Linked DNA regions of Mus musculus: all the other regions are linked to region 6. Evidence: chromatin loops called from intact Hi-C (ENCODE). Cell type or tissue: heart. All regions are shown on one strand. Links, peaks and the distances in the headings refer to the core of each region. The heading gives the core; the rest is flanking DNA.

What was found. Hi-C counts contacts between places; a loop is a spot of excess contacts. Peaks named below come from ENCODE experiments on the same cell type or tissue, not always from the same donor. Only the 100,000 strongest peaks of a DNase experiment are listed, where the experiment ranks them.
Region 1: a loop joins it to region 6, with 2.6 times the contacts of the local background. A loop is called at or near these places in 8 of 42 quality-filtered maps.
Region 2: it touches region 6 in a loop (2.4-fold over the local background); 9 of 42 quality-filtered maps call a loop at or near these places.
Region 3: it touches region 6 in a loop (10-fold over the local background); 27 of 42 quality-filtered maps call a loop at or near these places.
Region 4: a loop joins it to region 6, with 2.2 times the contacts of the local background. A loop is called at or near these places in 16 of 42 quality-filtered maps.
Region 5: it touches region 6 in a loop (11-fold over the local background); 18 of 42 quality-filtered maps call a loop at or near these places.

Annotation. Positions count from the first base shown.
Region 1 is chr17:45,062,270-45,067,481 of GRCm38, reverse strand. The region is part of intron 11 of Supt3 (SPT3, SAGA and STAGA complex component); the gene reads right to left. Among named protein-coding and RNA genes, the nearest start is that of Gm35097, 82 kb to the left of the region's middle. In heart, for the core only: no CTCF peak of the experiment used is centred there; no DNase peak of the experiment used is centred there.
Region 2 is chr17:45,248,504-45,253,715 of GRCm38, reverse strand. Gm41582 (a long non-coding RNA gene) reads left to right here. Exons shown (of 3, transcript XR_876811.1): 3 at 842-1,086. Among named protein-coding and RNA genes, the nearest start is that of Gm41582, 12 kb to the left of the region's middle. In heart, for the core only: a CTCF peak has its summit at 2,060 (motif pointing right); no DNase peak of the experiment used is centred there; H3K4me3 peaks cover 409 bases; H3K27ac peaks cover 435 bases; H3K27me3 peaks cover 488 bases.
Region 3 is chr17:44,259,510-44,264,721 of GRCm38, reverse strand. The region is part of intron 4 of Clic5 (chloride intracellular channel 5); the gene reads right to left. Among named protein-coding and RNA genes, the nearest start is that of Clic5, 74 kb to the right of the region's middle. In heart, for the core only: a CTCF peak has its summit at 2,716 (motif pointing left); a DNase peak (open chromatin) is centred at 2,745; H3K4me3 peaks cover 310 bases; H3K27me3 peaks cover 661 bases.
Region 4 is chr17:44,733,135-44,738,346 of GRCm38, reverse strand. Runx2 (runt related transcription factor 2) reads left to right here and starts at 1,699. Exons shown (of 7, transcript NM_001145920.2): 1 at 1,699-3,114. The coding sequence starts at 2,713. RefSeq lists a cis regulatory region at 800-808 and a promoter at 1-1,944. In heart, for the core only: a CTCF peak has its summit at 1,899; DNase peaks (open chromatin) are centred at 2,006, 2,586, 3,116 and 3,646; H3K4me3 peaks cover 3,625 bases; H3K27ac peaks cover 2,144 bases; H3K27me3 peaks cover 2,171 bases.
Region 5 is chr17:44,453,439-44,458,650 of GRCm38, reverse strand. No RefSeq gene overlaps it. Among named protein-coding and RNA genes, the nearest start is that of Runx2os3, 110 kb to the left of the region's middle. In heart, for the core only: a CTCF peak has its summit at 2,790; no DNase peak of the experiment used is centred there; H3K27me3 peaks cover 1,850 bases.
Region 6 is chr17:45,372,393-45,377,604 of GRCm38, reverse strand. No RefSeq gene overlaps it. Among named protein-coding and RNA genes, the nearest start is that of Cdc5l, 59 kb to the left of the region's middle. In heart, for the core only: a CTCF peak has its summit at 3,190 (motif pointing right); a DNase peak (open chromatin) is centred at 3,184; H3K27ac peaks cover 651 bases; H3K27me3 peaks cover 261 bases.

The DNA.
Region 1 (5,212 bases), core at 737-4,736, 310 kb after region 6:
CTGTATATGACAGAGAAGTAATGAAAATGTTTGTCACTAGTCTTCCAAGGACGTGCTGAAGTTCAGTGACAACTGAGGATGAGTTTCAAAAGTGCTTTGAGCAGAGGCAGCAGCACACTTGGGAAAGCGAGCTCCTTCCTTACGCATTTACCCAAGGCAGAACCATGACCAGGGGATAAGAATCGATTCCAAAACCAAACCATTGTTTTAGGGCTCACAGTTGCCATCTATTATAAAATGCAATTCATTCTCTTTAAGTAAGTGGGAACACAGACATACTAGCAAGGCAATGCAGAATGGATGAGCTGGATACAACCAGTCTCCTGGGTAAAGCAGGGACAGTGTTTCTCCTCTCTTCTATGTACCGTTGCCCTGGTGGGACTTAATTAGTTCTAAAGAAGGCTAATTATCACAGTCCCATGGGTGCTCAGGGGCTCAGGGACAGGCCATGTCCCAACTTTGCACTCCTCTCCCTTTTCTAGAATACCCTCTATAGAAACGCTGGCATTCTGTGATAGAGAGTCTTGCTGTTTAGACACATTAATAGTCATTATTTTAAAGGCAGCTAACACATTTTCAAAAGACACCATACAAATGATGTACTTTAGTGACTCCTTAGCTAGGAACTCAGGTTCCAGCTCTATCACTATCTGTCCTGAGAAAAAGCTTTTGTGACTCCCAGCTTCTTCTGTAAAAAGCGTCACCTTCCTCCTTTCTACCGCCTAACTTACATACTATACTATACTATACTATACTATACTATACTATATACTATAATACTATAATACTATACTATAATAAATATTATAGCAATACTACCTTATTATATTGCAAAGAGCTTCAAAAAATTTAGCTCATTCAATCCAGACAGCTCCACAGAAAGGTACTATATATGCCAATATTTTATACACAAGCAAACTGAAGGTCAGAGATACCATAGCTTGCCCAACGATAACAGCATGTGAGAGGGTTAATCAGAGAATCAGTCAGAAGATTAGTAATGCAAGGCATTGTTGTCATCCTGCTGCTTTGGCTGTGGCAGGACAGGACATCAGAGTGGAACACACATGACCCAACAAGTCTGTGGCCATCTTCACACTGGGACACAAAAAGAGAAGAAGCACAGGCTTCCAGTGACATGAGACCAGAGGGTCCACTACTGCCCAACAGTGCCACTGAGACTGGAGCTTCAATGCACGGCCCTCTGGGGGCATTCTGGATGTAAACTACAGCAGAAGGACCTTTCAGGTCATACAGCCCAAGCTCTAACAACACACAGGAGTTCTCCACAAGCATTGAAGACTGTGAAGTGCAGACATCAAATTAGGTCTTTCTCTTATTCCAAGGTAAAATACAATAGCACCTCTGTCCTATTTTGCTTTTCTCTAAGTAATTTCATGCATCATTGAGTGTGAGTGTGCATGTATGCATGTGTGAAATTCCTCTCAGAAAAAACATTCGGAAAAGACACTTGCAATGTCTACATTTAAACAACAGATTAGAACGCAGAGAGTATCTCAGAGATAGTAGGTAGAGCAGCTAGAAAGATGGCTCCAGCCAGCTGTGTAGGTTCCAAATGAGGGCACAAGGACATCGTGGGACCATCTCATGTACTGCACACATCTATTTAGGTCACAGGGCCAGAGCATCTTTTTCACCTATTTCACATAGTGCTACTTTCATCATTGAGTACATGATTTAAAATGCCATTAGTCTGAAAATCAGAGACTGGCTAAGCCCAAGGCTCAGAGAAGGCAGACTTCCTGGAGTCAGATCTGCAAAGCCTAGCTGTGATGATTCACCCCAAAGTCTTACTAAAGAACTAGCTGAAGGTCAAGCAGATTAGGGAACGGGCCTGGCTAGACAGAGAATTGCAGGCCTCCTTTCTATGGCGAGCTCATATACTCAGTAGCTTTGGGAAGAGCTGGGTTTAACCTCAACTCTTTCAGCAGAGTCTCAGGTTTATTTGTCAAAGTGGATTAAAAGAAAGAAAAGTCTGAATTGCTCTACAGTACATTAGTCATCCTATAGAAATGCAATGTTAGAAAAATGTTCAGTTAACACTGGGTGTGAACAAAAAGCAAACTATGCTTAGGACTCCATGGCTGTGGTCCCTGGTTAAACAGAAATTCTTTGTAAAATGACTGGTTAGTGTAACGATAAAGTCTGACACCCAGCATCTGTAGCCATGGAGAAAGGAGAAAGCTGTAGGCAGTGTTTTCGGGGCTGTTCTGGTATATACCGGGATACCATGTAAGCAAAATCATGAAACACTATCATGAAGATAAATGTCAACCTTGTGGTTCCCTTTGCACAATCTCCAGGCCCAGGAACCCCGTTTCCAACCTCAGCACCCAGCAGTAAAGAGTCAGCCTTCGACTCTGTGTGGTGAGCCTGGCATAGCTCCTCTTCAAACCCCTCACTCACTGCATGCCTTTGACAGGCTTTTCTGTGGGCTCCCTCCCAGCTCCCTCGCTATGGAGCAGTCTTCTGTTACTCTTGCCTTAGCAGTCACTGTCCATCCCACTTCACTTTCCTGGATTGCTTCTTTTGGGTTAAGCTAGCTTCCACCCAATGGGAACACATCCTCAGTTCCTGTGCAGAACTGAGGCCAGCAGACAAGGCACAGAACTTGTCAGCCATATAACTGAGCCACTTTAGGGGGAGTTGTCCACCTTAAGGAACACATGGCTTCATATTATGGTGAACTCAATGCCAGAACTGCCCAGCCAAGATGGTCCCAAGTTCTCGGCTCCCAGAAAGCATGAGACAATAAACAATCATTCTGTGTTAACAGACTAAGTTCTGGGATATCTTACTACAGATGAAATCAACACAATACACAGACTTGTAACAGCCAACCACAAGAGCTTGCTTACTGTGATTCTCCTACAATTAGCCAGCTATCAGGTTTCAGGTTTTACAGACTAGACTACCACCGCTAACATTCAGAGATGACAAAAGCTAACAGTCACATCACTGTACTCTGAGTTGCTGACCTCTTGCTGTACTGGCAGTATTATTTTGGGAGGTGATGTCTTTCAAGATGATCACATACACAACACGACGACTGTTGTTTGAAGAATGCTGATGTCACTGGCTTATAAAACCCATGATTTGCTTAAAAAAGATAATGTATATTTATTTATATTTCCTCAACAAAGTTATTAAAAAGAAAGCTTGTCCACTTTTGAAGGAAAGTTTGATGTGGCTATGAAGAAACTGGGTAGAGGGGGTGGTCTAAAACAAGGAAGATTTGACAGAGCAGCAAGAAAACAAATGTCTTTGCCAAAATCCATTTCAGTGACTTTCTGAAGAAGGGAATCTTAATAATTTTCCATATGTGTAAAGGGCTTATTTTCAACCAGTACAAAAATACAGAAAGATTTTTAGAAAGATCTTTTTTTCCCCCCAGAAAGCGCTTCGTACTGGGCACTGGATCTCAGTTACACACAGAAAAGAAACAGTCCATATGAATTCACGGAGCTTGTCTGTGTGCCAAAAGCTTGCTATTTCACACTGGTATATGAGGAAAGTATTTAAGAAGACTGCCAACTGTGTAGTCCTGCTTCCTAAATTAGACCCATTCCATGAAAAAGGAACCTTCCCTTTACATCTCACAGTCTTCACTGCAGGCCAACTCTGAGTCTAGGTCTCTGCACACGACTGGGGAAGGGTCAGTTTACACAGCGCTTGATACACTGTACGTGCAAGACTTCAAACCAGCTGAGGTAAAGATTTCAGAAAATCATCAAGATTCTTGGTAGACACAACTACCCTCTGGCTCAGCCTTACCGTGATCTGATACTTTCTTTAAAATAATAAAAAGGGACCGAATTGGGGTGTGTGTGTGTGTGTGTGTGTGTGTGTGTGTGTGTGTGTGTGTGTATGTATTCTGGGTCCCTGTGGAAGCTGGAAGAGAGTGTGGATCTTCTGGAGATTATGTGTAATAATGAGCAGCATCTATACCCAAGTTCTCTGGAAGTTTTGCAAGTGTTCCTAACTGCTAAGTTATCTCTCTTATCTGTTTAAAAATTCTGAAGCATGGTAATGAAAATATTAAATGGCAATCCTTTCCCTCATTCTTGAACATTTATTTTCTTATTTCTAGCCACGAAGAAAAGTAATATATGATTGATTGCAAGCCCATTAAAATTTCCATGATATTCTTTATATAACAGAAAAACAAAACAACCCAACCCCAAACCAATGCTAAACGCACAGAAGGCTCCAAACAACTAAAGCAAATGGCCGTGCTAGAGGCTCACGGAAGTTCTACTTCAGAGCCACACTAACACAAGCAGTATGGTGCTGGCACAAGAAACATTCACCCCAAAGAAAATGAACTGTGGACTGAGAAACCCAAACAACAATGGCTACTTGATTCTTGACAAAGGTATCAAACACAGTGTAAAGGAAAAAAAAAAAAAGACCATTTCTTTAGCAAATGGGGCAGAAAAACTGAATACTAAAACTGATTTTAAAAAATGGGTAGAAGGACTACATACCAACCTCCCACTTTGCACCAAACAAACAAACAAACAAACAAACACTAAAAACTCAAACTGGATCATACACCTTAGTGCAAGACCTGCAACTTTGAAAATACTAGAGGAAAAGAGGAAGACATACAACAAGATACAGACACAGGCAAGGGTTTCTGAGAAGTTCTCCATAGCTCAGGAGAGGGAGAGGGGTGACAAATGAGATCACAGATTAAAAAGCATCACAACTAAAGGGCCCAACTGGAGTGAAGAACGAGGCAACCAGAGTGAAGAGAGAGCATACGGGGAGCTAGCCTTTGTCAGGTACAAGTTATTAATAGCCAAACTATACAAAGAACTAACAGTAAATGGTCAAGCAAATTGGACAGTTCCCAAAAGAAGACATATAAATGGCCAATAGATATATGAAGAATATTCAATAGCCTTAGTCATTAGGAAATGCAAACTGATAATACATGGAGATATTATCCTCTTACCCAGTCAGAGGGCTACCATGTGGAAAATTGCCAACAACAAATGATGGGGAGGATATGGGGGACAAGGGATTCTGACACACTATTGATAGGTCCAACCACTATGGAAGGCACACACTGATGTGCATACACATGGCTACAAACCACTCAATGGTTTATTTTTTCTTTCACTTTTAAGATGATGAAAAAAATGATATATACTCCGTAGGAACCATCATTGAAACTGAATTTTGG
Region 2 (5,212 bases), core at 422-4,421, 120 kb after region 6:
TCACCATGTACTACTGGGGAAGGATGTGCAGGGCTGGACTTTGTAAGGTGCACCTGTGAAGTACGTGGCTGAACGTTAGGGGTCACCACCTGCCCTTTACCAGTGAGCCACCCGGCTGTGTGCTGGGGCAGGCACACCCCACGGCTCCTGGGTTGGACCAGAGCTAAAGTTCCAGGAACAGTGAGGGAAACCCATCTTGATCCCCATGGTGGGGACCCATATGTGGGATAGGTGGGCTCTTGAACTCTCAGTACACAGGCTGGGGCAGCATCCAAGGATGAGGGAGACCATGCTCGAAGAATCCTGCACTCTGTTTCCTAGGACTTTCCTTTGCTAGGACTTGGTTCAGCCCAGTACTCACCATAGCTGTAAAGAGCTGAATACTTAGAAAAGAAAACAAAGAAACCGAAAGAAATAATTGTAGTTCAGGGTGGGGGTGGGGGTGGGGGGAGATTGTTTTCAAGATCTCAGTTCAAACTCGGGGTTCAGGACTCTCGCTCACCTAAGCTGGTTCTCTGAGCCTTGTGCAGTGGTCATCAGGATGTCAGCACTGAATGCTTGGCCTGTCTCTTTCTCCTCTGAAACCACCCGAGCAGCTGCTGACTGGAGGACAGAACGGAGGGGCCTTCTCAGAATTCCTGCCCCTCCCTCAACAGACACAACAGTGAACCCTGTGAAAAGCACTTACATTCACGATCTGTTTATAAATTTACTGACATTGATTTATGACCCTTGGTTGGATCCAGTGTTAGTTTCTTCGTGGTATTTCTTTCTTGGGGGGGGGGGGGCGGCGTAAAAAAAAGTGTTAATGTTATGGTTCACGTTCATGTTCTTAATATAGCCACATGCCAGGAGCTACCCGGAAGACATCTGGGAACACAATCAATGACCCACTGGCAGGAATCCAGACTTGATTGATGCTGGGGTCTGCAGCTGGTGTGAAGACTTGATTCTGGTTGGGTCGGAGACAGAGACAGACTAGAAGAATCTACCCATGGCATCTTCAAGTCCAAGGGGATGTCGAGAGAGGCAGGGTTTGGATCCCATCTGCCCGTTTCTGCCGCTTAGGCGCGTGTCTGAGACATACCAGCCTGTTTTTTTTTTTTTTTGTTTGTTTGTTTTTTATTTTTTCATCAAGGCATGGCCATTGCTATTGGGCTGGAGCAGTCATCTTCGTGAGGGTCCTACTGACTGAGACCTGAGACTCTACCACAGTGGGTGCCTGCCACCTGGATGAAGACTGCCACACGCTGGGCATGCCTGTCTTACAGTACTTTCCAAATGCAAACAGAAATGGTTGTCCTCCAGGATTATTAGCCGGTTCCGCCCAAGGTTGAAAATGGAAATACATTCGTTGTAGGCTTCCTTAATAAGAGTGAGGGTTTAGGGTCACCACACAGAGCCCAGACTCTTCCTACCTATGCACACAGGGCATGGGAAGTAAGAACAGGAAGCTCACCCATCCCTCGATCACTCTCCGTGTCCTTACACACACCAAGGAGAAGAGATGCGACTGCTCTCTAACTTAATTACCACCTCCATCATCTGTCTCCTTACATCTGCCGTAGACAGAACAGCTAATATTTATCAAATATCCTCAGTGGTCAGGAACTTGGAGGGACCTACTTCATGGTAAGCCTCTAAAGCAAATATGTTCCCATATCGCAGACAAAGAAACTGAGGCTTGGAGAGGTAAAGGTAGCTTGCCCTTGGCTGCACAGACGATCCAGTAAAGGCAGAATCCTAGCCTGACTTTTATCCAGTCCCTTATGTCTGACCCTCCTGTTTGTCCATTTGTCTGTTATTGATTTATCAGCCATCTATACGTCATCCGTCCATGACTCATATGTTATTGGCCATCCGTCTGTCCTTCCAGCAAAGCCCTACAACTGGCTGGGAACCATCAGAGCTCAGAACACATTACATCCTTAGAGCTGTAAGACAGACAGACAGACAGACAGACAGACAGACAGACAGACAGACAGACAGACAAACTCCACCTTTTCCCCCACAGCCCTTCCTGGATCCAGCTGGAGTCTTCCCGCAGGGACCCCTGTAAACAGCAGGTGGCGCTCGAGTTGGGCGTAAGGCTGGGTCGAATGGAGCCTGATTTCTGAGTGGGCACAACAGCCATTTCAACCATGCCAGTGGGTAACCGTGGCGACCAGCGTGGAGGGGGAGTTTGATGCTTGCTGTAGGTGGCCTTTGGGCGGGATTCAATGTGAGGCCTCCGGTCTCCACACCGTGGCCGCGGATCTCTGCCAGGGCCAACAGGACAAGAAGGGGCGAGGCAGACTCCTGTCCCCGCTTTGCCTCCAGGGTGAACACTGATCCTCGGATGTGGACCCCAGCGGGGAAGACAAAGACTGGTGGTCGGGGCCAGGCCTTCTGTACCTTCAGCTCTCTGGGAGAAGAATGTCTTGTCCAGTTGGTTCCTCCCTATCTCCACCTTCACTGACCAGAGCCATCTGTCTTCCTAGGAGTAATCAACTGTAGGCATCCCACCTGTCCCCAGAAGTCCTTCCAAATACGAGGCATTTCTGTTCTGAATACAGCATCCCCTACGTGGGTCCTCTCAGCCACAAGCCAGACCAGGCTGTGTTGGGCTAACTCAGATCCTAGGACCACCTTGCCGAATCTCATCTCCTTCCCACACAGGGTTGCCCAGGGAAAGAATCCGCCTATTGTCTGAATTCTCTCTGTCTTGGCCTTCCTATTTTCCCTCCATCTCCACACCCTGGCTTAGAGACCAAACCTTCTAGACCCGTAGACAGAAGCCAGCTTCACTCAGAAGGTCACGAATTACTCAACTACGGGAAGGAATGGGGGGTGGGGGAAGCACCAAAAAAAAAAAAATGTCGTTTAAAGTTAATTACTGCCGGTGCTGCTACTAATTGAAACGGCTCAGTTGCTTTCCACGTGTGTACCTGTGTGTGTGCCTGTTTCAAAAGGGATATTGCTCAGTTTCAGCCGAGCTCCATCACAACTTAACGATCTGGAAAATCTCAGTCTAATAAACAAAGTTGGCTTTTAGTTCTACAGGAACAACAAGCCTTACCTGTGTCTGCGCATGCGTGTGGCCCACACGCCTGTGCAAGCACACACTTGTGCACACACAGACACACCAGAGCAAAACCACCAGAGCCTCAGCCCTTCTGCCCTTGCTTTTCCCTTCGTAGCTCAAATTAAAATAGTCTCCGTCTTGAGCTGTCTTTTCCTCTTTTTTTTAAATTAAATTTATTTTTAACAGCAAACTCAAAAAATAAAATAAAATAAACACACCCCTCTGTGCCACTCCTAGGCCAGGTGCAGCCAGGGGCAAATTTTTACAGCTGAATTACACGACCTGAGAGCACAGGGCACATAATGAGGACATTGAGAGACTCCTGTGTCCAGTGCGTGACCGGTGCTGGTGTAATAACATCTCTGGAGACAGCAGTGGCCCCAGCCGCAGCGGGTGGGGCCTGGAGCCCTTACTCAGCAGGAGGACTCCTATATACTTTGGATCTCTTTCCCGAACCTAAACATTATTGCTAAGAAAGGGATAACAGTGTGAGAGCCTATCGCCTGCCAGCTGGGCTCACACATTTCTACGTATGTGAGTTTCCACCCAGGGCTACAGAGAACACGCCAGATCCTACATGGCCTGTTGCGGAAAGACTGCTCAAGCTCTGGAAACGTTTGGTTCTGGAGCGGAGCAGGCATCGTGGTGGGATGGAGGTCGGCCCTCAACAAGCTGAGCTCCATTGCCTAAGAACCCCAGAGGCAGGCGTTGAGAGACTAGTGAGCCCAGTTCCCTTGTAATAGACCACTGTCAACCATCCTGGAAAGCCCCAGTGTTGGGGGACCCAGACCAGAGTCCCCCAACCTCACCTGTCTGTAACCACGTCAGGAGCCTGGAGAAAAGGCCAAGCTGTCTACCCGCAGGGACCATAGCAACTGAGATGGTTCTAGAAGAGAGTCCTTCTTAGAGAATATTTTTGTGGGTAAACTTCACACAGCATGAAATTATCACTATAAATATCAAATGAGTGCTAATATTAATTATTTTATTTGTTAGGGATAGTTTCTAGGGAAAATATTAATAATGGTTATTAGTAATATAGAAATCATTTTATCATATCAATTAGCAATCAAGAAAATGTCCCACAGACATTCACAGGCTCATCTGAAGGTATCCCAAATTGACAGCCGGGATTAGCCGTTACCAATCCAACCCCCAACCCCCACAGCCTGGCTGGCCTTGTCATTCATGGGGCCTTTGAGTGGCACCTGGCTTGCTGGTATGTTTCCTTAGATTCTTCTCTCCCTGCACAAATCACAAGCCCCTTAAGTCATGTGAGTGGTGGGGTGGAGTGGGGGTGGGTCTGTGAGGGTTCCAGATTCTTCGCCTCAGTCCTAGCTGGTGCCATGGCATTCAGTGGGGGCAGCATCTCCGCTGAGTGTTTTCCCTGCGGTTGCTGCTATTGCTGCTACTGTAGCTGCTGCTGCTGCTGCTGCTGCTGCTCCTCCTCCTCCTCCTCCTCTTCCTCCTCCTTTTCCTCCTCTTCCTCCTCCTCTTCCTCCTCTTCCTCCTCTTCCTCCTCTTCCTCCTCCTCTTCCTCCTCTTCCTCCTCTTCCTCCTCTTCCTCCTCCTCTTCCTCCTCTTCCTCTTCCTCCTCTTCCTCCTCCTCTTGCTCCTCTTCCTCCTCCTCTTCCTCCTCCTCCTCCTCTTCCTCCCCCTCCTCCTCTTCCTCTTGCCCCTCCTCATCTTCCTCCTCCACTCCCTTCACCATCTCCATCTCCTTTTAAGACAATATCTTACTATGTAGCCTAGGCAGGCTTGAACTTAAAATTCTTTTGCTTCAGCTTCCCTATTTGGGGATAGAGATGTGCCTAGGTTGATCTCTCTCTCTCTCTCTCTCTCTGTGTGTGTGTGTGTGTGTGCCACAGCATGCAAGTCGAGGTCAGAGGACAACTTGGAGAAGTTGGCTGTCTCCAACTACGTGGGTTCTGGAGATCAAACTTGGGTCAATCGGTGGTGGCAACTGTCTTTACTACTGAGCCATTTTGCTGGCCCCCGGAGGTACTCTTAACCAGAACTCCTTTTCTGTTTTCATGTGCATGTGTCGTGTGTATATGTGTGTGTGTGTGTGTGTGCATAGTTCTGCATGTGTTGGGGTGCACATGTGTGTGCGCATACACAGAGCCCTGAGGTTAATGACAGAGATCA
Region 3 (5,212 bases), core at 627-4,626, 1.1 Mb after region 6:
ACATCTCTAGCTCCTTGCCAAGGAAACATTATTTCCTCATACCCTACCTTCCGACAAATCTGAGGACACATTTGCACTCTGCTTTTAACTGTTGGGTTTCAGTAGACTCTCAATGCTTCCAGTCATCCAGAATGGTCTAGAAGTGGTCAGTTAGTTTGGAGCCTGGTAGAGTCCTCCCCATACTTTCCGAACAACAGAGGCCTTGCCTGTGCTGGGGCCAATGCTGTGTAAGGAAAAGTGAAAACTCGGCTTGGATTTTCTCTGTGAAGGAAGAAATATGGAGACACCGTGAAGTACTACTGGAGAACTGGCTAAAATGTCTACTTCTCATCAGAGCGCATGTGGGTATAAAAGAAAGAGGCACTTAAGCCGAATGTGGTTTGAGGGAGACTCAAGTGGGAGTCTCTACCCATCGTACTGCTGGAAACACAAGAGAAATGATTCCACACCTTGCTGACATCTGAGAGTTAAAAACATAAATGAGGCCGGGTGATGGAGATTTAAAAAATATCCAATAAGAAGAATTTGACATCCCTTCTCTGTCACCTTTTGGAGGAAGCTATTTTTTTCTTGTGTCCTGCGATTACATAGGAGGCGACGTAGAACAGCTGAATTGTTCTGACCCAAACATCCAGGGGACTCGGAGCTGCCGCTGGAACAGTGCACGCCCAGGAAGAACAGAGGGTAAGGGGATGGAGAGGAGGCTGGCACGTGACATAGTAGTACTGTCACATTGAGGAAGCCAGAGACGCTGTAAGGAGGTCTTTTAGGAGGTTCATCTTTGTGGTTGCCAGTGTGGTCCCTCCCTGCCTCCAGTGAAGCCTCACCTAAGGTTTGTAGTCACTGTACAGGGTTAGGGACTCAGCCTTAGTCAAGTTATCTGAGTAAGGGGTCAAATGGGAAACAGGTAGACTGTGGGGTTCAGCCGCCCACAGGAGAACACCCAACGGGTAAAGTGAGAGGTCTCCGATGACTTCTCTGACTCACAAAGCATGAGGTCCTCAGAGCCACTGGGTCAGGGCTGGAACAGGATTTTAGAAGAGAGGAAAGGGCTTATCTGGAGGGGTGGTAGCTTCCTTTGTTGAATCTGGGCCTCTGGCTATGTTCACACATCATCAGGGTCCACAAAGGACAGAGAACCAGAACCTGGGTCAGGGGTGTCAGAACCAAGGCAGAACCTGGGTCAGGGGTGTCAGAACCAAGCACCAGGCTGCCTTTGGGGGTCCAATGCAACAGGTGACAACCTTCCATGACATGTCTGTCACTCACGAATAACTTGCCTTGAATTCTGCTGTTAGCAATGCCTGTTTCCTGGCTGCTGTCGGAGCAACTTCTGCAGGGTCTGAAGCGGAGTAAGGACCTAGCAGAAGATCTAACTTAGGATCATTATTACTGGAGGTCAACTCAAGGCAGACGGTTGGGTGTGGGAAGGAAAGTTTCGAACACTAGAACTATCCTGGGCACAAGGGGGATCCTGGGGGATATTGGAGGATGACTCATGCATTCAGAGTCGAACCTACCATTGTCTGGAATCATCCCTAAGGCCTTATTTTCTCCTGTCAGTGTTCAACATTCTTGGTCTGATCCCTTGGAGAATTTGAGCCCACAACTACCATCAGACCAATACCCCTGGGCAAGCTCCATTGGCCAGCAAAGTGTGTCTCAACAAGTCAAACCCAGCTCTGGGAGAGCCAGGAACTCATCTATGGAAAGCAATGCCCCAGTCTCCATTTCCAGACAGTGGCTTAAATTCAAATGTCGAGAAGACAAACTGAAGCAAGATGCCATGGCCCTCACCCCAGGTCCCTGCCATGCCTGGGAGGGATCAAAAGGCTAATAGGGAATCTGCAGTTCCTCCTGCCATGGTGGGAACTCTTTGCTCTGGAAAGAAATTCTTCCCTGGATGAAGGATAAAATGATCCCCTTAAGTATTTAGGATGCTGGACACTATGGGTCCCCTCCCCAAAGTCACAGAGTGAACAGAACCCTCTCGGATATGTCCCCAAGGAAACAGGGGACTTTCCTTTAAGGAAAACACATTCTCTATGAAGCCAATTCTCTGAGCTTTATAGAGGAATCAGTGCTTTGAAGAGAAGATCTTTTTCATCTAGCTCCACAGGCCAGCTTATTATTAGCAGACATTTATGTGGACAGTACCCAACAGCACAAACACACTTTGTATTTAAATGACACAGTCTTTGGTGATTGTTTTACTGTGTTTAAATCATGGTTGTGGTGAGGAATTTGGGGCAATTTCAGCATGCTGCTCATACAATACATTTTTGGAGGATGATATTGACGATATAGACAAGTTCCAGGTGCAGATATTTTTGTAAATCTCCTCAAAGCCACAGTACATTCGAAGAGAAAAAAAAATGTCACTTTTACTTCTTCAAATTAAGGGCTCCATACAACCTGTACCATGCAAGCCTCACACATGTTTATTTATTAGTGGTGGAAGAAGCAGGATTGGGGAGGGAGGGAGGGAGGGAGGGAGGGAGGGAGGGAGGGAAGGAGGGAGGGAGGGAGAAAGGGGGGAAAGGGAGAAGGAGGGAGGGGAGGGAGAGCGAGAGCGAGACTGAGAGAGAGAGCGAGAGAGAGCGAGAGAGAGCGAGAGCGAGAGAGAGAGAGAGAGAGAGAGAGAGAGAGAGAGAGAGAGAGAGAGAGAGAGAGACTATGTTCCTGATTAGTGGCCAGCACTGACTTCAGCCATGGGGCGGTGGCGCCACCTTCTGGCCTTAAGCAGAGAGACTACCTTCCTTTTCAGTAGGAACGTGTGTGTGTGTGTGTGTGTGTGTGTGTGTGTGTGTGTGTGTGTTTCCTATTAGGCTGCCAAGAAAGTCATAAATGGCTGTAAAACTCAGTCATATTAAAGAAGGAATGACATAACTGCTGACTGAGGCAGCTGATGCCGCCAGTGTCGTGCACAAGGCTGACTGAGTCGGGGAGAAATCTAGGAGATGTTTACAGTTACTTTACAAACGGTGAATTTTAAGTGTGAGGACAGTTTAGGTTATCATGGATGTTCAAACTTAAGGGGTGAGCTGCCCAGAGAGACGCTCATTATATTGGTTATCTGTTCCTGCATCAACCTGGGTCTTGCTCACCTGTCTTTCTCACCACGAGCACTTATACCAAGGGATTCCATTCCCTATGGCTTGCTTCATCCTCCAATGGCGACATCTTTTGCATGAGAGACCTTGGCAGATGTTGAAACAGCCACCGCCCCTCCACTGCCCTTGTCTGGTTTGGGTAATTCGATGAATACACTATATGTTCTTTCTCAGTTGCCTATGTTCAGTGTCTAGTGTGTATGACGTTTGGTACTTCCTGGTTCCTCATAGATGATGAAGTCTGGGTTCGTGGTGAAGCTGGGCCTGCAATGTTTCTGTCAATGTTGGGAGTCTTCCTCAGTCAGTCATTTCTCACCTTCCTTTTTAAGGACAGTGTCTCTCACTGAATCCAAAGCTTAGCCATTTGACTACACTAGCTAGACAGCAAGCCCCAGCATCTTCCTCCTTAGCGGTGAAATGACACATTTTTTAAAAATGTGGGTGCTGGGAATCCAAGCTTGGGTCTTCATGTCCACCCAGCAAGCACTTTTCCCACGGAGCATCTCCCTCAGTCCTCATTGAGTGGTTTCCTTTTTCTTTCTTTGTTTCTTTCTTTATTCAAGACAGGGTTTCTCTGTGTAGTCCTGGCTGTCCTAGAACTCACTCTGTAGACCAGGCTGGCCTGGAACTCAGAAATCCACCTGCCTCTGCCTCCCGAGCGCTGGAATTAAAGGTGTGGGCCACCATCACCTGCCTGATCTGTTCTTTATAACTCTTTAGCCACAGTCTGGCCACAGTGAGCCTTCCTCGTGCTCACCACAAGATAGGGCAGCCTTGATAGATACTGCCACAACATTTCTCAGGTGCACTCAGACTACACCCAGCCTCCCCGCCCCGCCTTGCTTGGAGTAATTTCCTTATGCTTCACCTGCTCCTGTAATTTGAGGAGCATCTACCCATGCGTGTTGCATGACTCTTACAACAGGAGACTGCGCCTTCTGACGTTTGAACTGAGAACGCAACAAATTCTGAGCATGATATCCTACTTCTGTCTCCTAAAGTCTGGCAAACTTCACTAACCCAAAAGTACATGGAAACGACGTATCTTTGTGGCTGGGTCAGAGAGTTCACCATCGGGGGACGATGGGACAACCAACTTAACTTGAAAAGGGATTACATGCACAGACTCCCTCTTCTCTTCTTTGTTACTGATAAAAAATTCCCATATATTGCCCCTCCCTAGGATAGCAGAGTGCCCTGCTAAAAAGACCCATCTTCCCAGACTGCCACCTTTTCAGGTAGCTCTGGTTAATGAGACACAAGTAGCGAGTAAGCTCCAGGCTTCTGGAGAAGACAATGCCAGAAACTCAGATGCAGTATAGAGTGACTTTTTGAGAGATGAAGATATAAGACACACACTGGGGCCTGGAGAGATGGCTCCATGGATATAAGCACTAGGGCCTGAGTTCAAATCCCCAACATATACCTCATCTCAGCACAGCACAGAGGTGGGGGTGGAGCAAAGATGGGTATATTCTGGAAGTCCAGGGCTAGCTAGCCACTCTGTCTGAAAGGGCAAACTTCTAGTTCTGTGAGCAATTGTCTCAAGGTAACAAGGTGTAGTGAGAAGGGAAGACATCAGACATGCTACTCCAGCTTTGTGTGTGTGCAAGGATGCCATACCTGCACATTCACATACTCCTACCATAGAACATGCATAAAGAAAGGCAAACACACATGTGTATGTATCCACACATGTGCACGCATACACAGAGCCGCAGACTAGTGATGGAGAACCAGGAACTCCGAGGACCTGAGTCCACTGTTTCTTTAAGCTGTCACGTCAGCCTGAGACATGCTGTTCTTTCAAGTACTTGTCATATGAGAAAAGCAAACTCCTGCTAAGACGTGCTAATAAACATTATGGAGAACACCCAGGACAGGGCATGGTGAACAGTAACACGCTTCGGAGGTCTGGCTGAGTCAAAGAGGAGAAACATTTGCTTTAGCTCCTGTAGTCAGGTTTCTATTACACAAAGGAAAACATACCCTTTATCAGTACATGGAGGCGCTGGAATAGCTGGTGGTTCTATTTGTATTCTAGCACTCTGTACAGCTCCCAGGATGGGATGGAAGGGAAGGGATGTGTGGGGTATGTC
Region 4 (5,212 bases), core at 383-4,382, 640 kb after region 6:
CGCCACAGGTAGTGGCATAGAGGAGCGGGCAGTGGAAGAAGAGGGAGACTGAGTGGCTCAGGGAGGTGACTCAAGTCTGAGGGAGGACTGGTGGAAGAATCCGGAAAGAGAGCAAGAGACAAGGAAAGACCGACATGGGACGTGGGCGGCGGCGGCGGCGGCGGGGGGGGGGGGGGTTTGCATAGTTGTAAGTGGTGCAAGCAGAAAGGGGAGGCAGAAGCAGTGACTCAAAGGGGGAGGGCACAGGAGTGCTCCCCAGTATCATCCCTAGCCTGTGAGAGAGCAAGCAGTCACACTCAACTCTGTCCACTCCTCAACCCCCAGAGCGCCTCTCAGGCACAGGAGCACGGGTCCCCAGACCATCTGAGCACAGCGATCCACTTTTTGTATTTTCTAGTCTCGAGTTGCAAAGAGGCGCAAACAACCTCTTTTGCGCGCTCCGGGTACCTTTTCTGGGCCCTGCTGGGCGCGCGGGGAGGGAAGGTCAGAGAGTGGCAACTGCGCTAGGGAGGGTCATGACAGGTCCCTTGCTGAATTTGGAAGGCATTTGCACCCCAGCAGTAAAAGCCCCAAATTAATGGCTACGTGAAGAGCTTTAAATAAGACGGATGGTGAGAAATGTTACCCAGCTAGCCCTCTTCTTTAGTCCTCCTAGGGGACGACTCCCAATTTTTCATTGATTTCACCAAATCACAGTTGCGTCAACTACCTTGTTACGAATCGCCGGGGATTTTGGTAAAATGATTCTATTTGGAAGCGTTGGAAGTTTTAAAATAATAGGTTAGGCAAGACATATAACAGAACATCACGCTGAGAGGTGAGCCAGCCCGATATTGCTTCTGCCTGGTTCTTGGGGTGTATCAGCCTCCGGCGGATTTCCCGGCTTCTGTGGGCGCCGCCGCACGTTGTTTGATTTGTTTTGAAGGCTCAGAATTTGAGGCTGGTCGGAGACACCCACGTGCTTCTGATTCCCATCAGTATAATGATCGCCTCAGTTTGAGTCGTGTCTATATAAACCACAAAAACCTAATCATTAGAAATCCCAGCCTCCAAAAACCACATTTTAGGTAAAAAAACAAACAAAAAAAAAAAAAACAAACAAAAAAAAAACAAAACTGCTGCCGCTCCCCGCACTCCTTCATCTCTCAACCACAATCTTTTGGGGATTCCAAAATCGCCTCCCCCCATAACGCCGGGAAACAAAAACATAAATAAATAATTACTGAACTTTTTTTTAAACTTTTTATTTTTAACCCCCCAAAGTGGGGAGTGGCTAGAAAGACAGTTAGACACTAGACTTAGTCTGAGACGAAGACTACACTTAATAAAAGATTGGGAAATGAATGGATAACCGCTGTGTATTCCCCCTTTCCCAGCAAGCATTTTATCAACTTACAACTTATTTTAATTACCAAGCTGTCATTTTTTAGTTCTTTTTATTAAAAAAGCAACCCATCCTTATTCTCCAATAATGACAAGAAGGAATATATAAGAAAAGTGTCCAGACATCCGTTAGAGTTTCTAAAACTATTTTGACAAACACTCCTGTCACCCATTTTGGTGTCACCTAAGGGGGGGCACTCCCGAAGCCTGTAAAAACCTGCCCCCCGCCCCAACCAATGTGGGGTGGGGTTGGGGGCAGGGTGAAGAGTGCTCAGAAGTCAACGTGGAGACTTGAGAATTTCCCTTCCTCCTCTCCTGAAGTTAACAACGAAAAATTAACGCCAGTCGGAGCAGCCTGAGGCTCTCCCGCTTCTCAGCTTTAGCGTCGTCAGACCGAGAAGTGGTTCCCGGTCCTGAGGGTGAAGTGGGGAGCCGAGGACGCAGGCGGCGATGTCCTAGGCGGGGACCTCCTCCCTACAGCTTCGGGCGCCGAGCGAGCGCAGCGGCGCTTCTAGCGGCCGGCGGGCGGCGGCAGCGGCTGCGATCCGCAGGCTCCAGATCTGTCGCCCCGAGATCCGCTCTCCCCCCGCCCCCACTTACCTCCCGGCACCTTGAAACGCGAGGGGGGCCCGGGGCACTTTGCAAAGAGCAGGAGAGACGAGGCTGCGAGCTAGACGGCGGCGAAGGAGAGGGCGAGAGGAGAAGCCGGGGAAAGGAAGGACTCGGCGGCCGGAGGACTCGGAGCGCGCTGCCGGCGCGGGGAGCGCGCAGCGGCCTCGGAGGAGGAGGCGGAGGAGGCGGCGCGGGCAAGCGACGGCGCCGCGAGCTGGGCAGCCGCGCTCTGCTTGGCGGTGGCGGACAGCGAGGAGCCACACGCACCGCCGAGATGGACTGCTGAACCTGCGGGGCTCCACTACCGTACTGGAACCCGGAGCGGGGCGCCAGCGCACCCAGGACACGGTGCCCCAAGGGGCCCCTACTGCAAGCTGTTAACTTCAAGTCCCTTGCGGCGGCTGGGCCAAACACGCCCCCGCGTCCCGCTCGTTGCAGCCACCGCCAGGGACTCCCAAGCCTCCCGGTGGAGATCCGCGCCTCTCGGGTGTCCCCACCCGCTACCCCGACTCTGTCCGGTCTCCAGTCGCCGGCCCCCAGCAGACTCCGCCCGGCACACGGCTTCCTCGAACTTGATTTCTCACCTCCTCTGTCCCGTCACCTCCATCCTCTTTCCGCCCCCGTCTCGCCTCCACCCCCTCGATTTCCTCCTCCTCGCCCCCCATTTCCACCCTCCTCCCCCTCCCCCGGCCACTTCGCTAACTTGTGGCTGTTGTGATGCGTATTCCTGTAGATCCGAGCACCAGCCGGCGCTTCAGCCCCCCCTCCAGCAGCCTGCAGCCCGGCAAGATGAGCGACGTGAGCCCGGTGGTGGCTGCGCAGCAGCAGCAACAGCAGCAGCAGCAGCAGCAACAGCAGCAGCAACAACAGCAACAGCAACAACAGCAGCAGCAGCAGCAGCAGCAGGAGGCGGCCGCAGCAGCAGCGGCGGCAGCGGCGGCGGCAGCAGCGGCGGCGGCCGCAGTGCCCCGATTGAGGCCGCCGCACGACAACCGCACCATGGTGGAGATCATCGCGGACCACCCGGCCGAACTGGTCCGCACCGACAGTCCCAACTTCCTGTGCTCCGTGCTGCCCTCGCACTGGCGGTGCAACAAGACCCTGCCCGTGGCCTTCAAGGTAAGAGACTGGTCACCCCCAGATCCTGGCCCGGCCCCATGGAACCTTCCCGCCGTGGTCTCGGTGCCCATGGGTGTCCTCCAAGACTCCAGCCTTGGTGGCTCCACTCAGGGGACCGAGGTGGCTCTGATCTACATACCCCGCAGCGGCCACCGCGAGCAGATCCCCCTTCTCACCTGTGCGCCCACTACCATGTAAGCCTAGGTTCCCTTGCTTCTTCATCCTTCAGTCTTCCAGGCGCGGTTCTTGCCTCTTTCCCTGCTGTGAGACTCCTGGGCCCCCAGACGCCCCGAGGCGCCCACTGTGAGCTGCAAGCTTCCTCCCGCCCCCTTCTCCCGGGGTCTCCTCACTCCACACGGGCATCCCGGCCTCTCCTCTCCGGGATTCTGTGCGCTCCTTCCCGCTTTCCCCTTTGCAGACGCAGGCCTCTACCCCGAACTAGGTGTCCCTTTCCCGGATTGGTTGCCGTTTGGCACTCCCGGCTGCTCCCCGGCTTGGCCCGGTTGCCTGCAGGGTGCCAGCACCGGAGGGCGCTTGCGCCTGGGGCGAGATGAGGTGCCAATCGAGGAGCGTAGGTTGAGAGTGCTCAGTAAACTTGGGGATGGACGCGGGAGAGCGGGGACAGACGGGACATTCGCGCCCTCCTCGGCCGGCACTGGTTCCCGTTACTTGGAGGAAGGCGGGGCCGCCGGGGTTTCGGCTTCTATCAGGGCCAGGCAGGAGCAGGGAGTTGCGGGGGGTTCGGGGCTCTGCGCCCCCGAGTGCGGGAGTGATGAGCGTCGGGGAAGGGGAGCAAGGCTTAGGCTGCTTCCCCCCCCCCCCTCATTTTGCCTGGGAGGAAAAGGGAATCCTGTGGAGCAACTTCGGTTGGTCAGAATAAACAGAGGTGAAAACTTTATTTGCCTTGAAAGAGCCAGAACTCCCAGATGTCCCTTCTGCTTGGGGAAATCGATGGGTGATGGGTGGCTCCTGCCGGAGGCCTGGGCTCCAAGGTGCGTCCCCGTGGCCTCCTCTTCCAAGTCCCGTTAGCTTGCCAGCACCGATAGCGGTAGGAGTCACGCACAGCTGACAGCAGGTTGAAAGTGTGCGGGTCCCCAGGCCCTGGCCATATCTATGATGCAGTCTGGGGTTTGGTGGTGGTGCGGAGCACCCCTCCCACCCCCCATCCCCGGAAGAGACTTGGCTGGATGGGTGGCTGTCCATTCTCCTGGTCCAGACGCTAGGGATCAGTTGGGGGAGCCAGCGAGAGAGATGCATCCAGTTTTAGTGGGCGAGTCTGGGACCCGGCTCTCTGTTGAACAGGTTAAGAATGGTCTTGAAAAAAAGGGAGAGAGAGGAAAGAAAGAAAGAAAGAAAAAAAAAGGCGGAATTGTGCCAGTTCCTTCATCTCGGACTCTGGTGCCAAACTCCCACGGGCCCCTGCATTTCCCAGTTGTTGATCACCCGGTACCCCACGCAGCAATTCAGATTCCATGTGTGGGTGGAGCAGCAAGAGGGGCCCAGGTCAATTAGAGCAGTTATCTCTTTAGGTCTCCTATCTGAACAGAAATCTGAATGGATTGTTTTGGAAGGGGGGTGCGTGGCCCTGTAGTGGCCAGTTTCCTTTTGTAGTTGGATCAAGCAGTGGTCCTAAACAAACACACGTGTTTTTCCTTTTTGAGAGCATCCATTTTGGCGATTGTTTTCTTCCTTGTGGTGTGAAAAGGTCAGATATAGGGGAAATTGTAGAAAATGATATTTCCATTGAGAGCTATCTTTTACAATGTTTATCAGCCAAGGGCCCAGAATTTTCTAAGTACCCTCAGCGAGGGTAGACATTATTCTAACAATAAAAAACAAAACTTTTTCCAAACCTGGATGAAAACAGGGGAAAATACAAATAAGTAGATATTTTGTATAATGCAAGGGCATACATTAAGGTGTAAAAAAATAACTTTATTAATTCAATGTCTAGTGTTCTGTGCACCCTTCTGGTGCTGAATACGCTCAGGATATAATTGTCGTGAACTGATCATCTTAAATGGTGCATTGATTTTTGAGTACAAGTATTCTGCAGGGAAAAGATTTGGGGATGAAGATGCAATGTGATTCAGTCTGA
Region 5 (5,212 bases), core at 715-4,714, 920 kb after region 6:
TCTGCCACAGCCTGAGGCCATTTGGAGAGGCTCTGGAACCCAACTCTATTACCTATCCACTGCTCCTTTAACTTTTCTGTGTCTTAAGATCTTTCTTTAATGTCCTTCATTCTCTTTGTTTCTTACACTCTTTCTGCCTCCTCTTCCTAAGGGTTTTCTGAGCCTTTAGATTTGACGAAGACATCCATTTAGGGCTGAGTGTTCAAAGGTCTCTGCATAATGTCTGGTTGTGGGTCTCTGTATTTTTTCCCATCTGCTGCAGGAGGATGCAGGCTGCATGGTGAAGACGGTTGAACAATGCACTGATCTATGGGTCAATGGAATGCCATTAAAATTATTTTATTGTTATGATTTTTGTCTAGAACAGTAGTAATTAATTTTACTCTAGGTCCATAGGCTGTCTAGTCTCTGGTACTTGGTCACCCAAGCAGTGTCACATATGGGTTCCATCTCATGGGGTGGGCCTTAAGTCAAATAAGTTATTGGTTGGCAACTCCTATAAGCTTTGTGCCACCATTGTCCTGGCTTTCTTGCAGGCAGAACAGCATTGTAGATCAAAGCATTTGTGGTTGAGTTGGTGTTTACGTTTCTATTTGGTAGCTTGCAGAATAGCGTTCTGTACCAAAGACACTAGACTGTAGGTGTGATGTTAGCCTGATTTCTTATATCACTCATGCACCAAGAATGTCACCACCCACAGTGGGCTGGGCTCCCGCACATCAATCATTAATTGGGAGAATAATCTATGGACGTGCATGTGTGGAGATCTAGGTAGAAGAATGTTCTGAATTGAAGTTCTTTCCAGATAACTCTAGTTTGTATCAAGTTGACAAAAACCTACCCAGGACACCTTGATACCACAAAAGTCAGAAGGAACTGTAGCACAATTTCATTGGCAAGACCATGATGTCAGGTGACACCTCCTGAGTGCCTATCATACTAGGGGCCACAACACTTAGTACTTTTACCCAGCTTAGGCCAATGAAATTCCAATGAATTTCTAAAAGTAGCATGATGGTCCATGTTGATTTTCAAACTGACAGCATTAAAAATCACCAAGGAAATGCAGGCATATCTGTGAGAGGCTTTCCAGATTGGGAAATTGGGATGGGAAGATCCACTGGGCATATGAGTGGCACCATTTGTTGGAAGGTCTGGGGCCCCAAGCTGAATAAAAAGGAGACGTGAGCTGAGTATCAGCGTTCAGTTCTTTCTGCTGATGTTTCACACACTCAAATGTAACATTAGAATGTAACATAACGACACTATGTTACAGGTGCCTCAAGCTCTGGTTGCCATGACTCCCCCACCCCACCCCTGCCATGATGGACTGTGTTCCCTTGAACTGGGAAGCCAAATCAAATCTTCCCTTAAGTTGCTTTGGTAAGGTTTGGTTTTTTTTGTTTTTTTGTTTTTGTTTTTGTTTTTGTTTTTGCCACAGCAATAAGAAGAGTGCCTAATACCACTCATCCTTGTATTCTAGAGAAGATGGATCGAGGTGAGCTGTCTCTGCTTATTTCAGTTGAAGCTGGGATTTAAGCCAGTTTGCCCTCAAAGCCGGGATGCTTCTCTTTCTGCCCCCTGGATCTCATAATGAACACTATGACTATTTGTTCCTCAATACTTCGTGGCTGTGTTCTCCAAAAACTACTAAGCTTTAGAAAATATTTTGAAAATCCCCACCAAGGTAGACTGAAGCAACTATACCACACTTTGCTTGAGAATTTCCCCCATGACGGGGATGAGCCCCTTCTCACCAACATCCAGCTCATGAGCTCTTGGCTTGCTTTGAGACCACAGAGCAGGGCAGGTGCCTCTGGTTCCCATGGAAGCTGTGACTTCAGAGGCCTCTCTTCTCAGCCCTTCTCCATCCTCTCCTCTCTGCCCAGGAGAAAGGCTGGCCCTGGGGGATGCTGAGAAACTAGATGCAGGCTTGCCTTTTAAATCAGGAGTCCTTACATCTTCAAAAGGACATTACAAGATAAATAGCGTGTCCATGGCTTCTTATTGAGATGTTGTAAAGGACTCACCCTCTCGTCTTCTTTTTCTTCGAGGATGCAGGGGTGGAGGTGGGTGGGGGTGGGTGGGGGCGGAGGTGAGGGTGGGGGGACTTTCTCTGGGTTTCTCCCTCTAATGCTACACTCTCCTTCAATAGGAAACAGGAAGGGAGAAATCACAGAAGTCGGAAATTCTAATGCACTTTTTCTCTTGTGTCAAAGGCTGAGCAAGCCCCAGTCACTCTCAGAAGATGGTGAGAGATTACAGACCCAGGTGCCAATCTGTATTTGAAGAGAAAGATTTTAAACATCACTGTCAACATGAAAAAGAAAAAAGAAAAAAGAAAAAAGAAAAAAAAAAAAAAAAAGGAAAGGGTGAGGGTGTTGGGCCAGGAAAGCAGAACTCTACTTTTCGTTCTTTTGCAGATGATCTCAGTCCTTGATGTCTAGGAAGGGAGAGGACTGGGGAGGGGCAGGGAAGGGGAAACCTCCTCTGGGTTAAGGAGTCTTTTAAAACTGTTGATCTTGCCAGGTTCCAACTTCCGACAGCAGCTAAAATAGTGTTGTCATTTGCAAGCGGGAAGGGACAATTCCTCAGGTTAAATGCACAGGAAGATCGCAAGGGGCTTTCCTGTACCTGTGCAGGGGCTTGGAGCTGCAACCCAACGAATCACGATGAGTGGAGGGTGCATTTGGGGGTCCTGAAAGGATGAAAAGACACATTTCCTCCCCTCAGAGTCTGCACACTCCCAGTGACTAGCTCAAAGAAAGCTGCCTCTGTGCAACATCCCCCTCTGCTGGATTCTTGTGTGGAACACAGCACCCTATAGCCCCGCTGCTGCCCGGAGAAGCTCAGCTGAGCCTGTCTGTTCATTTACACTCACCTGGGGTTGGCCAAGCTGATATCCCTTGCCAGACCCACTATAGCTTTGCCTGCGATGAACTGTTCTTCATCACTCTACCTAGGAAAGATAAGACACATTTCCCAGTGCTATGTGGGTGCTGGGTAGCATCGAGAGTTAGAACTTCAAAGGACGAGGAGTCTCTCAGAGAGGGAGAGCTGCTCCCTGAAGGCACACAGCTGTGAAGAAAAGAAGCTGGGCAGGGACCTCCTTCTTCTGCCTCTCTCTTTAGAACTCTCTCTTGCGACAGAGGAATTCATAAATGTTCATGGTAGATGAGTTTAGAGCTTTTGGTCGTGGAAATCACAGGACCATGTAGGGACAGGTGGTCCTTCTATCAGGCTCTCGTCCTCTGGCTGTGCATATCAGGGAGGAGGTGATATGGCTTTGATTTCATTGTGGAAACGGAATCAGAGTTGGTCTGGTCTGGAGTCCTCAATAATTCACAGACCATAGGTCAAGTGACATGAGAATACCTCTATATCCTGATCAGTCCTATGGCCTGAAACCTCTATAAAAGTGGCTGTGTCCACAGTGGTCTGTCCAGTAGAGTTTTCTGCAATGAGAAAGTGCCCCTTACCTGTGCTGACCAGCCCACAGCCTCATTAGCCACATGTTATTAACTGGCTCTTGAGGCAGGGATGGTATGTCAGGGGAAGTAGATTGAGTTTTATTTAACTTTAATATAAGTATAATTTCAATTTTGCTTAAATTTAAAGAGCCATATGTGTTTTATGGTAACTGAGGAAGGACAGAGTGACAGGGAAAGTTATAGGGACATAGGAACAAAAGAGAATACATCTCTGCCCAGCTGAGAATCAAGAATTCCAACACAGTTAACATTTGCTTCAGGCCTTTCACTCTTCTCAGCTGAAATTCTGCTATTCTCTAGGAATCTCACTAGAATCAATCTGTCTCTGTCCCTGTCCCTGCCTGTCTCTGTCACTCTGTCTCTGTCACTCTGTCTCTTCCTCTCTCCCTCTCCCCCGCCCCCCTCTGTCTCTTTGGTTCTTTTCGAGGCAGGATTTCTCTGTGTAGCATTGGCTGTCATGAAACTTCCTCTGTAGACCAGGCTAGCCTCAAATTCATAGAGATCCACCTGCCTCTGCCTCCCAAGCGCTGAGATCAGAGGTGTGTACTACCAGGGCCTAGTTACTAGAACCTCTCTTTACAGTTAGTTATACATCTCAACCCCCTTGTGCAACATAGTGGCTCCTGGCTTCATTTTATCAAATTGTCACGCCATCCAAGGCATTTCTAGGGTCTCTTTACCTCTCGTTCATCAAAGAAAGCAAGAAAATAAAATGGGGGGGGAGCCTTTTGAGATATAATGAGAACTTCCAATATGATGTATATGACTAATGCTAAGGCACTCACGCTGGGGCTTTTCCTTGAGAAGGCTACACCCACGCTTTCTAGTGCATCTTTACTTCTCAAGTGCCTTGCTTCCTTTTAACGCCCGTCTTTAAAAATCTCTGTTAAAAATGTCTTAATAAACCCAACTCTGCTTTGTGGGACAATGGACTGTACCAGGAAACTTAGTAAGGTTGAGTGGGTCTGAGACCCTAGCACCCAAGTGCCCACCTGAAACAGTAGGTGCTCCCTACCAAATACCTATCCTGAAACACATGATTCCCCACATAGTCAGGTAGCCCAGAACAGAGTTCTCCATGCTAATGAGGTATCTAGAGGCTCTGAGGGTTTAGCCAATGAGCTTCCCTTCCCAGACATTCCTTCCTGCAAAAGGTATTTAATCTCTGGTCCACCCTGAGAAGGTGGTATGCATCCATTTTCCATGGTGACCAAGCAATAAACAGTTTGAAGCCAAGGACTGTCTCTTTCATCAAGAACCACCGTGGAGAACATGGAGAAGGCCTTCCACTACCAAGCTGCACCATCTAAGCCTCCTGCAGAAGGCCCCTCTGTTCTCCCAGACAACCACTGCCAAGCTAAGGATAACCACCCATGAGCTAAGCCAGAGTTCCCATTCACCCGGCACCGGCCTCATTGTAGTCCTCAGGCCAAGGGCCCCCAAGTCTTTTACCAAGGAGTTTGGGAGCCCCTGGGTCTCCCACATCCTAGGCTGCATTTTTCATCCCCTGAGTGGTGTCTTGGCCCTTTGCTTGAGCTCAGCACCCCAACAGCAGAGGCGCAGGGTAAATGCAGTCTAGCGTCTCCCTGTTTCACCTCTGCAGCAGCACATTCACATCCCAGTGGTGGGGAGGGATGCAGACCCACACTGCTTCATACTTGCTCACCCAGAACTTCTTTGCTGGAACAAAGTCAAGGGTCTTGTTTGACTTGTGTCAAAGT
Region 6 (5,212 bases), core at 801-4,800:
GCCCTGGCCCTGGAGCCCACCCGGCAGCCAGTCCACTGGCGCTGGCTGCTGTGGGTGGTGGAGGAAGGGCTCGCTGGTCCCACTGCCTTTCTGTGGCTTGAACAGGAAAGAGACAAAGGTTCCATTTTAGGGCTGAGGAAAAGCATTTGAGGTATTTCCATGGGAAGTGGCAGCCAACAAAAGCTGTGCTGGGTGGTGTTCTAGTTAATTGCAGGAAGGCAGGCAGGCCTCTAGGATATTACCTTTCTCGACTGGAAAGTGTTTCTTTGAAAAACGTTTTGGTTTAGCCTAGGCCTCCTAAGTTTTAGCAGATCTGCTAGTTCATAACTATGAAGAGAGTCACCAAGTTGGTCCTCAGGGGCTGGGAGGGAGGGAGGTGGAGGCAGCATAGGGCTTGAACAAACCACCCAGACGACAGCTCTCTGCTAAATGATGGCTGCAAAACACTGGATTAGATTTCTCAACCCATGGAAAGTCCTAAAGGGGGCTGTTCCCTGGGGGGCCTGCCTCCCCCAAACGGAAACAGAACCTGCGCCACTGAAGGAAACCTCTCCTGCCCCTGCGATCGGGAGAGGGCAGGAAATGAAGCCAGCGCTCTTCTTAAGCTGTTTCCACCCCCCCCTTTTTAATAATGAAAAAAAAAATTAAAAGAAGAAGAAGAAGAAGAAGAAGCATTTACAAAGTTATGAATTCCAGGGTGTTGGGTTCGACATGTTGCTTTCCCGGGTGACTGACAGAATGTCTGCCATTCGAAGCTCTGGTCCACCAGAGTGAATGAGGCCAGCTCCCCAGGGAAACCTCACCTAACTTACACCTCAGGTTTCCTTGCCTAGGAAGGGATCAGTTTGCTGTGATCACAAATCCTGACCATGTCTTCTATGCCTACGTGAAGTGTGTGTATGCACGCATGTGTGCGCGCGTGTTTACATGCATGTGGTGAAGACCGGAGGTCACATCAGGTATCTTCTATGGCTCTCCCCTTTACTGTTTCAAGGCAAGGTTTCTCACTGAACCCGGTGCTGATTCAGCTAGACTGGGGAGTGGGGCGGCGGGAACAAGCCCCAGAGATCTGCCTCCCCACCTCCCCAGTGCCGGGATCACGTGTCCACCACGTGCTCAGCTTTTTAACATAGGTTCTGGAGACTGAACTCAGGTCCTTATGTTTGCCCGACAGATACTTTGAGCATCTCCCTTGTGCCTTCAGGTTTTTTTTTTTTTTTATGCTGGGGATGGAACCTAAGCCCTTTACTTGCTAGGTAAGTGCTCTGTCATTTAGCTATCCCACTGGTTCTGAGGCAGGGCTTCTTGAAGGAGGTGAGAACAAGCATTCAGACCACCGAGCACTGCATGGGGCTCTTCCCACAGGACTGCTCCCCAAACAGAACACTGCTGTTGGCGAGGGTGGATTTCCATCTGACTGATAGACACGTGGACACAGAAGTCTATGAATAAAAACCCAGTGCATTCCCTTCTCCTGGCGTCCCATGATCCCCAACCTCCAATGTGAACACTGTCACAGTTGAGCTCCGTGGGGTCCGCCCCAAGAGTCCTCGAATCACCACTGCCTGGGCTGCCCTAGTTCCTGCTCCTGTTTCTGGGCCCTGAGGCTGGCTCCTTCGCTGCTTGGCCTGTGTTGGTGGGAAATGTTACTGGGACATTCATTCCTCTTTCTGGCTCCTGCTGGACCAGCTGCTAGCCATAGCCCTCTGCTGGGGTCTCTTCCTGTTAGTGACCCTCCTACACAGCCCTCTTCCCTTTCTCTTTCAGGGCTAGAGATGGTTGGGGGCTCTGGGTGCTTTGTCTTCCCTGGCTAGCTTCCTTCCCTTCAGTCTTATGAAGAAACAATTTATTAAACTCTCCTTAAGCCATCCCAGAAGATTTTTCAGTTCTTGGACTAGGAAGACATATTTTGTAAAATGAAAAATGGTGTTAGATATCTATGTAGACTCTATCTATCTATCATTTTTCAATCATCTTCTCTATCTACCTATCTATTATCTATCTATCTATCTATCTATCTATCTATCATTTTTCAATCATCTCTATCTACCTATCTATTATCTATCTAGATATCTATCTATCATCTATTTATCAAATTATCTATCTATCCATTTCTGTCTATCTATCCATTTCTATCTATCCATTCATTTTTATCTATCCCTATCTATCTTTCTCTCTTTCTCTTTCTTTCTTTCTTTCTTTCTTTCTTTCTTTCTTTCTTCCTTTCTTATCTATCTATCATCTAGTGTGTTTGTGTGTGTGTGTGTGTGTGTGTGCGTGCCTATGACAAGGTCAGAGGACAACTTTCAGGAGTCAGTTCTCTCTCTCCTCTCATTTTCAGTGACTGAACTCGGGTCAGCAGGCTGAGTGGCCAGCACCCTCTGCCACTAAGCCATTTCTCTTGCCTCATCTGCTGTTTTTTAGGACCATGGAGAATATCAGGATTACTTGTCATCAGCGAGCCTAATGACATCTATTTAAATTTGTGTTCAGTGTCTGTTCTAATGGTATTTTCGAACCTTCTGGAATGCTTGCTGTGAGCCCGTGTCCCCTCCACTTTTTTTTTTATTATTATTATATCTAAGTACACTACAGCTGTCTTCAGATACACCAGAAGAGGGTGTCAGATCTCATTATGGATGGTTGTGTGCCACCATGTGGTTGGTGGGATTTGAACTCGGGACCTTCAGAAGCGCAGTCCGTGCTCTTAACCACTGAGCCATCTCTCCAGCCCCCTCCACTCTCTTAATCTCACTTCCAGCCTCCCCTGCACAACTGCACACCGGTGTAGCCGCTGGCCTTGGGAACTGACAGCCACGGGCGACAAGGAAGCCTCACTATAGAGTGGGCTCTGCTGTGAGCCTATAATATGAACAGCTGGCTTTCAGGGAGGCAACCAATGTCCTCCAGGCACATCCCATTATGTCTATGAGCTGCAAAAATACTGACTTATGGAGGGAGAAAAACCCTATCCGACTGAAGCAGAGAAAAATCACAGTTTTAAGAGAGCCTTTGCATGATATTTTGTGGGATCCGTTCTTGGGGCTTTGTGTGTTCCCTGAAAAAAACAAAACATGGAGAAGGCTCTCACTGGTCTGGAGCAGTGGCCACATGTCTGAGGGTAGAGAGACATGGCTGTCCGATGGTCCCCTCTCCTCCTTCAGCTCCCTCAGGGCTTCCACACTTATAGCCAGCAGGGGTCGCTGCTGCCCAAGACACGGTGCCCAGGCTGCGGGGGACCATGGCGCCCAGAAGGCAGGCCACTCCAAATATATTGGGAGATTTTTCTTTCCAGCAGGTTAGAAACCTGCCCACTCTGCACTTCTGTCTAAGAGAATGAGCGAGCCCCATTTCTTCTTCTCCCCAAGACCCCATAGAGGTCCGCGGGGCTGTGTCCTCACACAGCGTGTGCAGCTGGGAGGTCTCCCAGCACCATGTCTGCCAGGTCAAGCGGTCTGGGCATCAACAACTTTCAGTCCCTCTCCTGTAAGTTAGACTGGTGGTAGCCTTGCCAGCCACACTGGTCAGGAGAAACTGGGGGCGGGAGAGGGGCGGAGGTGTCAGAGAGCTGCTAAGCAAGTTGTCTAACACAGATGGGGAAGGAAAGAGGATCCATTTTGGATCCAGGACACTGTGTGTACTTGGACTGACACTCAGATACCGAAGTCCAAAATGAAGACTCATCAGGCCCTACACTCTGTAAAATCAGCCCTGGGCACTTGGTGAGATGCCTAGACTGAGTGTTGTGTCCTGTGGCTTGTTGACACACACATCCCTCCAGTTTGTTGTTCCCTGATTTAAGAACGATGACACGTCACTTCAATCAGGACAAGTGACACATTTATTAAGATGGCTAGTCAGAGTGCCAGCTCTTCTCCTGTGTCCATGTGCTCTGGGTGTGGCCACTGTTGCTTTCGTAGGTGAGAATTAATTCTTTACAGAAAAAAATGCCCTCTCTGGATGGGCATGGCTCTTGTGGCCCAAGTCTGCACAGGAGCCATGCTTGCCCTGATCTCCTTAGTTTGACACATGGATGCAGTGGCACAATGGCACAGGGCGCTCCTGCTGACAGTTGCCTGTTTCTATAAAGGACCTTTGGAGAGGACTGGTCAGGAAGGAGAGTGAGCTGAAGAGATATCTCTGACTTGGAGATATCTCCTTGGCTGGTTCCTCTGCACAGAGCTGTCAGCACCACCTGGGAGCACCCAGACATCTTACTCAGGAGAACAAGGACAGGGAAAGTCCCGGGGGGGGGGGAGGGCGTGTTGAGGGGATATATACACCCATGCACAAGTGTATCTAACCCTTGAGGCTGATGGAGAGTAGGAAGGTGATGCAGACTACAGGGGACAGGGAAGTGTAGCCAAGAGAGGCCTGGCTTTGAGCTTCAGGGCCAGGCCAGAATGAGCCAGGACACCCAGAGGTTGGGGAGGAGAGGGAGAAGAGCGAAGTCGCTGAGGAGTCCAGGTGAGGAGGTAACTCCTTCCTCTCACAGGTGTTCCTGGAGGTTTATTCCCATGCCACACCAACGATCTTTCTGGAAACTTCCATCAGCAGCTCTGAGCTGTCTTCTGCCTGTTGTTCCAGCTCCTGTTTAGAGTCGTGGGAACTAAAGAGAAAGTCACAGCTCCTCTGTGCATGCGCCGAGAGAGGACGCCTTGGGACAGAGGACCATGCCCAGAAAGGCTGGGAAGGAACAAGCCCCCTCAGTGGATGAGGGTGGCCCGGGAGGATGTGGGCCTTACACGGGGTCTTTATAGCTCTGCTATGTGTTCACATTGGCTCTGACCGGGGCCTGGGCCAAGCTCCCCATCCCTTAGCCCTCCCCCCACCTGCAGGAGGGCACAGCAGCCCCCAACCGGGGACTTTGGGTGCAGATCACTGGTTTTCTTCCACCTGGTGGCTGTTGTCTTCTCAAAGGCCAAATTCTGCCTTTTACTCATGCGCCAGGGTGGGGACCCTGTTTTCTTTTCCTCTCAAGTTCCCGCTTCTTTCAGAAGGTGCTGAGAAGGCTGAGAAGGGCCAATCAGGCAGGGAGGGCAGTGTGAGGACTGTCCCGGGAGGTCATCCTGCACTGGGCTGTCCCAACAAGAGCTTGAACTCAACCGAACCATGACCCCGAATTGGAAAGCACTGCTCCAACTCACCAAACTAAACCCAAATATTATTACTTTTTGACTGCACTCTGAATCTCATGACTGTTCTCTCTTTA